Regions from separate parts of the Homo sapiens genome. Here region 2 is linked to region 1. A link is an interaction called in ENCODE POLR2A ChIA-PET data of the cell type or tissue named here. Cell type or tissue: B cell. All regions are shown on one strand. Links, peaks and the distances in the headings refer to the core of each region. The heading gives the core; the rest is flanking DNA. Region 1 overlaps ARHGAP25 (Rho GTPase activating protein 25). Region 2 has its middle 19 kb from the start of FBXO48.

Region 1 (5,394 bases), core at 197-5,196:
GATGGCATGCAAATTGCTTTCCAAAAATATTTTCCCAAATTACCCTGCCTCCAGCAAAGCAAGTGTGGGCCAGCTCCACCCCAGCTCTGTCTGCGTGGAGAAACTTTGCTCCACAGTTTCCCCGCACCGGCAGTGTGAGAAGACAAATTTACAAATCAGGACAACCACTGCCTATCCATTCTCCCACCAGGCTTCCATACCCTGGAGGTTCAGAAGACAGGCCGTGGCTTCTGTCCTGTCCTGCGTGACTTTCCCTCTGCCATAATCAGGGCTCTGCTGCACCCAGCACTTCAATCCCTAGGACATCCGTTTGCAAAGTCACTTGACTCTCCCCATGATTCTCTCTCTCACGTTGGTCCCCTCCATCCCACCTCGAGTTCCTGTGGATTCCACCTGTATAGAGCTGTACCAGGCTCTTGACCCTCATGTTCTTTTCCGCTCCTACCCACTACCCAGCGTAGGCCAGCCTCCTCTCTCACCTGTAACCGCTACAGTCTCTTCTCTCTATCATGTTCGAAACCCTCCTGCTGCTTGCCTTTCTAAAGCATCATTCTGCTTGAGCGCCTTTCTCTTGGTTTTCAGTACTCATCTGCTTCTCTCCCAACTGCCACAGTGATGGTTTTCAAATAGACATTTAAAGCCCTGGCAGTTCATCAGGGACTCCTCTTTCATCACATCAGGTGTTGGGAGGTGAGAGTGTGGAATCTAGAAGGAGCTGAATAGGTGGCCTCTGTATTCCCCACTACCACCAAATCTGCTTGGCTGTTGTTCGTTTCACTTATTGCATTGCGGTGAGACTGTGATTAGATACTTCTGTGGCTAAAGTTTGAGAATCAAGGCTGGCATTCCTCAAGGCTTGGCACCCACCTGCTTTCCTGGCCTGATGTCCTGCCATGCCCCAAGAAGCAACTCACACTGACGTTTCCAAAACGTAATGCTCTGCAGTCTCCATGTCCTTGAACAGTCTCCTCCCTGTCCAGTCTGCTCTCCCCCTTCCCTGGCTGCACCAGGAGGACAAAGAGGACAAAATTCTTTTTCTCCTCCTTGGCCCCTCTCAAATATCATCATATCTGCCATGCCTTCCTGACATCCAGATGGAGGGACTACATCCTACTCTGTGCACCGTATTGTTTCTTGAATATCCCAATCCTTCCCGCACTCTGTGATCATGATTTGTATGTACCTGTGTCATCTGCATGATTGTAAGCTCCCTGCTACTGAGAATAGGAGGAAAGGCTGTTTTCATCCCCAATGTCTAGTGTAACCCCTGGCAAAAGGTAGACAGTCAACAAATTTTGCTGAAGGATTTAATGAATCAATTTGTCTTTAAGCAAGTATTTCACATGACTAATGGTTATTCGGCATTTCTTTAGTTTAAACACTAATAGGAATCTCCTTGATATATGAATTCAGCTTCCCACTAGCATGCATTGAGTGCCCTGCCATGTGCCAGCACCAGGTTCCATGGAATGGGTTGTACAGACAAGGGACATGGAAGACCTTGTTCCTGCTTTTAATGAGTTTGCCAACAAGTTATGAAAATAACATAACAGATGGACTGTCTGCCTTTGAGGGGTCACACAAAACATGGTGAGAAACAATTAGAAAATTTCAATAACCATATGGAATTAGGTTTCTATTTGTCTGTAAAAGGAGCTGGACAGATCTTTTCACCAAATTGATAGGACATGATTGAAATATTCCGACTTAAAACAGACCAGATAGCATCAGGAAAATTCTCTTTTGAGAGGTCCAGAGAGGGGCCCTTCAATGAGAGAGGCAGATGTCTCTTGGAACAGTTGAAACTCAGGCTCCAGAGGTCCACTGGACTTGATGGGGAAAGATAGCACAAACACAATGTAAGGATGTGCACAGAGAAGTCAAAGCTTTCAAATTCAAGCTCCATTTCTGAGGTCTTATAGGAGATGCTCCACCTTGCAGATGATTTGGGGCCAAGCTCCTTCTTGCACCTTAATATATGTCTAGTTCTCTAGCTTTTCTCCTCATCCCAGTCTATCAGCCTTGTCCTGCCTTCATCCTCTATTTCTCTCATGCCTCAAATGCAGCCCTTTCAATATTAATCTGACCCATACTTTTTTCTTCAACATCCCCGCCCTGCTGCTTCCTACTACCCTTTGCGTGTCTTCATCAGGCCACTGAGAACTACAAAAGACCATGCACAACCATATTGTGGAAATTTATCCTTCCAATCTCTGCAAGACACTGGTTCCAAATTTTTGCCACTCCTGTTGAGCTCCCCACCCATTCCCTCCCTTCTCTGTCTCAACAGGTGATCTTGGCTCCTCTTTCCTTCCATTATCAAATGGAGGGTTACGAGTGAACTCCCTCATCTCCAGTCCCTGCCTTTCCCATCCTTTCTCCTCTGTGTTCCTGTCTTCTCCCAGAGGAAGAAAAGGGCCCTACCTTTCATCTAGGATGATGCCTTCTTGAACTGTGGGTTCCATTCCTTCCATCTCTTCCAGTACTTACTGTTTCTCTTTGTATGTTGAAATTTTCTCTTTCAATTGAAAGATCCCACGTGGGTCTAAGTCTTTGCCATTTATGAAAGAATAATCTCCCACCTCAGTTCTCATGCAAATGACCAACATTTGCCTTCCTTCTCTTTACCATATACTTGTAATAAAAATGTCTACTTCTAGAGAGATGTCTGCCCCACTTCCTCACTTATCACTCACTACTCAGCCTCTCAACCCATCACAATCTGGTTTCATTAGCCTGCACTTCTTCACTAAATCTGCTCACTAAGATTTCTAGTGCTCTCCTAATGTTCATTCCACACCCTACTTACTGATCTTCTCTGAAGACTGATGTTGTTAATTCTCCTTCCTCTTCAATACTTTCTCCCTACATTGCAATAAATCCAATCATTCCTGTTCTATGCTCATGTCACTGATGACTCCTTTCAAGTGTCTTTGACTGTGCTCCATCTTCCACCTGCTCGTTTGGTGCATCATTTCCTGGGATTCCAACTCAGGCTTCTTTTCTTCTCACTCTAGTATTCTCCTTAGGAAAGTGCATATGATTCCACACATTTAGATATCACCTATAAACTTATAACTTATTAATCTGCATATCTGGTCCAGATCTCTCTCTCTATATATATATATATGTATGTATGTATATGTGTGTATATATATGTGTATATATGTGTGTGTATATATATACACACACATATGTGTATATATGGATATATGTGTATATATGGATATATGTGTGTGTACATATGGATTGATAGATATAATTTATGAAAGAATAATCCCCCACCTCAGCTCTCATGCAAATGACCAACATTTGCTTTTCTCTCTTTAGTATTATACTCATAAAAAAAGTGTTTTATTTTATCATTGTATATGTAGTTATATCATATCTATTTCCATCTTTTCTCTCTCTCTCTCTCTCTCTCTCTTTCTCCTCTATTCCCATAAGTTCAATGTCTAATGGCAATTCTCCCAGTATCTTCTCTAATCTCACTATCATCCCATCCCTAAATCACTGCTTCTCCTGTAGCCTTCCTCAAAGGCAATAGCTTCATTCCATCATCAAGTGCCAGGTACTCTCCTAGGCACTGAAAATACAAAGCCATTAATACAAGGTACCTGCACTTAACTAACCCAATTAGCAAAATTGTGAGCATTAGAATTATCCGCAACACTCTTCACTCTCCCCAAATAGGTTGGCACATTCTTTTTTTTTTTTTTTTTTTTTTGAGATGGAGTCTTGCTTTGTCATCCAGGCTAGGGTGCAGTGGCGCAATCTTGGCTCACTGAAACTTCCTTCTCCCGGGTTCAAGAGATTCTCCTGCCTAAGCCTCCCGAGTAGCTGGGACTACAGGCACGTGCCACCACACCTGGATGATATTTTGTATTTTTAGTAGAGACGGGGTTTCTCCGTGTTAGCCAGGAAGGTCTCGATCTCCTGACCTCGTGATCTGCCCACCTTGGCCTCTCAAAGTGCTGGATTACAGGCATGAGCCACCGCGCCCGGCCTAGGTTGGTACATTCCAAATATGCTTTAAACAAGCTCCCTATTCCCACTGCTGCTGCCTATATCGTTATAATGGTTTCTTTTGCAACTCTGTTTCTTGCAAATTCCTTCCACCAGAATTCACAAAGTCATTCAACAAATGTAGGCTGAGCATTTGCTGTGGGCCAGGCTCTTTGATAGTTAGAGAGTATGAAAGGAAGAATGAAAAATGGTTTTTGCTTTTAAAAAATTCTCAAGAGAATGCCCTTCCTCCTACTCTCCACCTGGAAACCCAGTCTTCTGAATTTGGATGTCTTCTCAGAGAAAACTGGTCACTCTTTCCTCTACTCATAGAGCTCCCTGTGTGTTCCTCGATGTTATCACTGTCATGTAATTTTATGATGATTCACTTAAACATCCCTCTCTTCCACTGGACTGTGGACCCCTCAAAGGCAGACAGTCCATCTGGCTCAGCATCTGTTTTCAGAACCTGGTATGTGATGGACCTCAGAGAGCTGTCACTACCTGCTGCCTCCCATTCCTCCCATTCTCTGCCCCTTTTCTCTACTCAGTACTTCCCCAAACCTATTCTTGTCAAGGAGACCAATGGCCTTTACATTTTAAAATCTGAGATGAAATTCTCTGTCTTCATCTTAACTACTCTATCAGCAGCAAGTGATACAGCAAGCCACCTCCTTCTTCTTGGGACACTTTCTCATGTGGCTTTTGGCACACCAGTCCCTCTTGGTTCTCCGTGTGTCTCATCAGATGCTTTTAGCCTCCTCTGAGGATTCTTCCTGTCCTTGCTGTCCTCTACATGTTGGAGGGTCCCAGGGCCTCCCTCCCTCATCTGCACACTTTCTCAGAGTCTCACCACTTTAAATATCACCCATATGATGAAGACTTTGAACTTGACATCTGCAGCCTAGAAATCCGTCAAAGCTATTCTCTCAACAAGAACCAACCACTGGATGCTCTGGAGACATCAGGACCAACAGTGTCACTTCTTACATGAGAGAAAAATCATCTTTGTTTTTTTTTAGCTTGGCTAAGTCAGGTTTTGTCACTCTTAATCTCAGATCACATGAGGAGTTTGGAATCAGAAACATCCCTGGAACTCCAAAGACCTGGTCCTGAGTTATACCAGTGTCTGACCTCTGGGTCCTAATTGTCACCCCTTTGGCCATTAGCAGAGCATTTCCATCTTAATAGGTATAAATTTTCATGAATTTATTATAATAATTATAAGTAATATAATTACCATAATGTAATTATAATATATGTAATATGATAATTATAACTATTAACCAATGTAATTAATGACATTAATTTTATGCTGAGAACTGACCCCAGATACTTTCACATGTGCTATCTCATTTAGTCCTCATGAGAACTCTACAAAGTAAATAT
Region 2 (5,394 bases), core at 322-5,321, 360 kb after region 1:
ATATAATATACATTTTATATATAAAATAAAATTATATATAATATACATTTTATATATAAAATAAAATTATATATAATATACATTTTATATATAATATAAAAGTATATATAATATACATTTTATATATAATATAAAAGTATATATAATATATATTATATAGATATAAAATTGTATATATAATATATATTATAGATAGATATAAAATTGTATATATAATATATAATATGTAGATATAAAATTATATATAATATATATTATATGATATAAAATTATATATCATATATTATATATGATATAAAATTATATATACCATATATATTATATATGATATAAAATTATATATACCATATATATTATATATGATATAAAATTATATATATCATATATATTATATATGATATAAAATTATACATATAATATTAAATATAATGTAAAATATATAATATATAGTATATATTTTATCTATTATAATATTATATATTATATATTATATATTTTATTTATAAATTATATATAAATATATATAAATTATATATAAATATATAAATATGTAAATAATTATATATAAATTATATATAAATATATAAATTATATATGAATATATAAATAATTATATGTAAATTATATAAATATATGAATAATTATATATAAATTATATAAATATATAAATTATAAATATATAAATTATATAAATATATAAATTATAAATATATAAATTATATAAATATATAAATTATAAATATATAAATTATATAAAAATTATATATATAATTTATATATATAAATTATATAAATTATATATATAAATTATATAAATCATATATATAAATTATATAAATTATATATATAAATTATATATATAAATTATATAAATTATATATATAAATTATATAAATTATGTATAAATTATATATATAAATTATATAAATTATATATAAATTATATATATAAATTATATAAATTATATATAAATTATATATATAAATTATATAAATTATATATAAATTATATATATAAATTATATAAATTATATATAAATTATATATATATATTATATAAATTATATATAAAAATTATATAAATTATATATAAATTATATATAAAAATTATATAAATTATATATAAATTATATATAAAAATCATATAAATTATATATAAATTATATATATAATTTATATAAATTATATATAAATTATATATAAATTATATATATAATTTATATAAATTATATATAAATTATATGTATAAATTATATAAATTATATATAAATATATAAATAATATAAATATATAAAAATATATAAATAATATATATTATAAAATATATATTCTATATAATATATAGAATATATTTTATATATTCTATATATTACATAGAATATAATATATTTTATATATATTCTATATAATATATAAAATACTAGGGTGTATATATATTACATGGTATATATATATTACATGATATATATATATCCACACCATGGAATACTACTCAGCCATACAAAGGAACAAAATAATGGCATTCGGAGCATCCTGGATCCTGGATGGAGTTGGAGACCATTATTCTAGGTGAAATAACTCAAGAATGGAAAACCAAACATTGTATGTTCTATCTTATGAGGGAGAGCTTAAGCTATGAAGACTCAAAGAATAATATAATGGACTTTGGGGACCCGAGGGGAATGGGAAAGTGTGGGCAAGGGATAAAAGGCTACACATTGGGTTCACCATACACTGCTCAGATGATTGGGTGCTCCAAAATCTCAGTAATTACCACTGAATAACTTATCCATGTAACCAAAACCCACCTGTTCCCCCAAAACTATTGAAATAAGTTAAAAATGTGCTGGGTGGGGAAATATGCATGGCGGCGAGGCGGGTAGGCACAAGGCAGACTCTGCGGGGCTGGCGTTGTGCGGGCAGAAGCTGGTGGTGCAGGGGAGCAGCCGGTTCCAGACCACCTCCACTGCAAGCAGTGACGATGACAGCCTCTTCATCTATGACTGCAGTGCTTGAAAACAAGTCACAAGAAAATAAAGGGGACGACGAGCCGCCCTTGGTTCAGGGGAGCGGTGCAATTGTCGGTCCACCTTCTCCAAGTCTGGCAGCTGTTTTCTTTAACCGATGGCAGTAAGTGTCTGATTCTTTTCTGTACATAACCATGGCAATGTCTGAGTGTCAGGACCATGACAAGGAGGTGTACGGACCTGACCTTCACAGCCTCCGAAGAGAAGGTCTTGGTGGCTGACAAGTCTGGAGGCGTCTCCTCTTCGGTGCTGGAGCCACACGGATGCGGCCGACTGGAGCTGCAGCACCTTTCTGTCCATGCTATTAGACGTGGCTGTGCATCCTGATGACCACTTCGTCCTCACTGCGGACCGGGACGAGAAGATCCAGGTCAGCAGGGCCGCCATGCCCCGCAGCATTGAGTCCTCCTGCCTCGGGCACACAGTTTGTGAACTACATCTCCATGTTGCCCACTCAGCCTGAGCTGCTTCCATCCTCCTCCGGGGCCTGCACCCTGAGGCTCTGGGAGTACAGAAGCGGCCGCCAACTTCACTTCTGTCACCTCCACAGTCTCCAAGAGTCCGCGGACCTCCAGGTCCCCCCAGAGGTTTGCCGCGTCCAGGATTGCGTTCTGGTGCCAGGAGAACCGGGTGGTGCTTCTGAGCACCTGCATTGCTGTGGGATACATCTTCCAGTTTCACGCCGGTAGACAGAAGCTGGTGTACAGGCAGCAGCTGTCATTCCAGCATCGAGTGTGGGATGTAGCTTTTGAGGAAACCCAGGGGCTGTCGGTGCTCCAGGACTGCCTGGAAGCCCCCCTCCCCTGGTGCTCTGCAGGCCTGTGGGTGGCCAGTGGCAGTCTGTTCCTGAAAGTGCCATGTTAAAGAAAGTCTCCAGTGTTCTTTGTGGGAACCGGGCCATGCTGGAAGGCTCTGCCTGCGTGAACCCCAGCTTTAGCAGTCTCTACAAGGCCAACTTTGACAACATAACCTTCTACCTGAAGAAGAAAGAGGAGAGACTGCAGCAGCAGCTGAAGAAGCAGCAGCGCAGTTGAGTCCCCCACCTGGGCCAATGGGCAGGCCAAGAAGATAAGGCCGGGGGAGTCAGCCTGGCGTTGCTGATCTTGGCTGTCGGTGGTGCCCCACACCCTCGAAACAGGAAAAGTAGTTTTCACTTGTTCCCCCTGCATCCTGGCATCTCCCTTCAAAAAGGAAAAGGTGGCCGGGCGTTTTGGCTCACGCCTGTAATCCCAGCACTTTGGGAGGCCGAGGCGGGCAGATCACGAGGTCAGGACATTGAGACCATCCTGGCTAACACGGTTAAACCCCGTCTCTACTTAAAAAAATACAAAAAATTAGCCGGGCGTGGTGGCGGGCGCCTGTAGTCAGTCCCAGCTGCTCAAGAGGCTGAGGCAGGAGAATGGCGTGAACCCGGGAGGCAGAGCTTGCAGCGAGCCGAGATCGCGCCACTGCACTCCAGCCTGGGTGACAGAGCCAGACTCCGTCTCAAAAAAAAAAAAAGGAAAAGGTGACATCAGGTGCGACCAGCTCAGCTCAGAGAACGGGACTGTCTCCTGGGCTCTAGAACATTCTGTGTTGCTGGGCACAGGCTCTTGCCTGGTGCCTGTGCTCCTTTCTGGTTGAAGGGAAGCCAGACGGGTGGAGTGGAAGCACTTTACCTTCACGTTGAAGGCAGCGTGTGAACCTGCAGTGGTGGCAGCTGTCAGTTTTCTGCTATTCTGGAGCCTGGCGCGCTTCCTCTAGGAGGATCTATCGCCGACGCTGTGGACGCTTTCCTGTTGTTCCCACCATCTCACGGTCCAGGTGATGCGCTGCCCCGCAGTAGCTGCTCGCCATACGAGGCTGTTGAAACTTAGTGTTCCATATTTTTGCATATCTACAACTATCTGATCTTTGACAAACCTGAGAAAAACAAGCAATGGGGGAAGGATTCCCTATTTAATAAAAGGTGCTGGGAAAACTGGCTAGCCATATGTAGAAAGCTGAAACTGGATCCCTTCCTTACACCTTATACAAAAATCAATTCAAGATGGATTAAAGACTTAAACGTTAGACCTAAAACCATAAAAACCCTAGAAGAAAACCTACGCTTTACCATTCAGGACATAGGCATGGGCAAGGACTTCATGTCTAAAAACACCAAAAGCAATGGCAACAAAAGCCAAAATTGACAAATGGGATCTCATTAAACTAAAGAGCTTCTGCACAGCAAAACAAACTACCATCAGAGTGAACAGGCAACCTACAAAATGGGAGAAAATTTTCGCAACCTACTCATCTGACAAAGGGCTAATATCCAGAATCGACAATGAACTCAAACAAATTTACAAGAAAAAAACAAACAACCCCATCAAAAAGTGGGCAAAGAACATGAACAGACACTTCTCAAAAGAAGACATTTATGCAGCCAAAAAACACATGAAAAAATGCTCACCATCACTGGCCGTCAGAGAAATGCAAATCAAAACCACAATGAGATACCATCTCACACCAGTTAGAATGGCAATCATTAAAATGTCAGGAAACAACAGGTGCTGGAGAGGATGTGGAGAAATAGGAACACTTTTACACTGTTGATGGGACTGTAAACTAGTTCAACCATTGTGCAAGTCAGTGTGGCAATTCCTCAGGGATCTAGAACTAGAAATACCATTTGACCCAGCCATCCCATTACTGGGTATATACCCAAAGACTATAAATCATGCTGCTATAAAGACACATGCACAAGTATGTTTATTGTGGCATTATTCACAATAGCAAAGACTTGGAACCAACCCAAATGTCCAACAATGATAGACTGGATTAAGAAAATGTGGCACATATACACCATGGAATACTATTCAGCCATAAAAAACGATGAGTTCATGTCCTTTGTAGGGACATGGATGAAACTGGAAATCATCATTCTCAGTAAACTATCGCAAGAACAAAAAACCAAACACCTCATATTCTCACTCATAGGTGGGAATTGAACAATGAGAACACATGGACACAGGAAGGGGAACATCACACTCTGGGGCCTGTTGTGGGGTGGGGGGAGGGGGGAGGGATAGCATTAGGAGATATACCTAATGCTAGATAACGAGTTAGTGGGTGCAGCGCACCAGCATGGCACATGTATACATATGTAACTAACCTGCACATTGTGCACATGTACCCTAAAACTTAAAGTATAATAATAATAATAATAATAATAATAAAGAAACTTAGAACGAACGCTTCAGCCTGCCCCAGCCCCAGCACTGCACCTTGTACTCAGGAGGTGCCCGTGGCGAGTGGTTCCCACGTGGGAAGTGCCCAAACGCGTTTCAGTGTCGCAGGGAGCTCTGTCAGGTGGCGCTTGCACAGACGGTGAACTTGATTCAGGA

Evidence for each region. ChIA-PET counts read pairs that join two places held together with the same protein. Peaks named below come from ENCODE experiments on the same cell type or tissue, not always from the same donor. Only the 100,000 strongest peaks of a DNase experiment are listed, where the experiment ranks them.
Region 2: POLR2A ChIA-PET joins it to region 1 with 8 read pairs; 2 of 35 experiments call an interaction of 5 or more read pairs at or near these places.

The regions. Positions count from the first base shown.
Region 1 is chr2:68,800,741-68,806,134 of GRCh38, reverse strand. The region is part of intron 4 of ARHGAP25 (Rho GTPase activating protein 25); the gene reads right to left. Among named protein-coding and RNA genes, the nearest start is that of LINC01888, 29 kb to the left of the region's middle. In B cell, for the core only: no CTCF peak of the experiment used is centred there; no DNase peak of the experiment used is centred there; H3K27ac peaks cover 4,076 bases.
Region 2 is chr2:68,445,638-68,451,031 of GRCh38, reverse strand. It overlaps the pseudogene WDR4P2. Among named protein-coding and RNA genes, the nearest start is that of FBXO48, 19 kb to the left of the region's middle. In B cell, for the core only: no CTCF peak of the experiment used is centred there; a DNase peak (open chromatin) is centred at 2,767.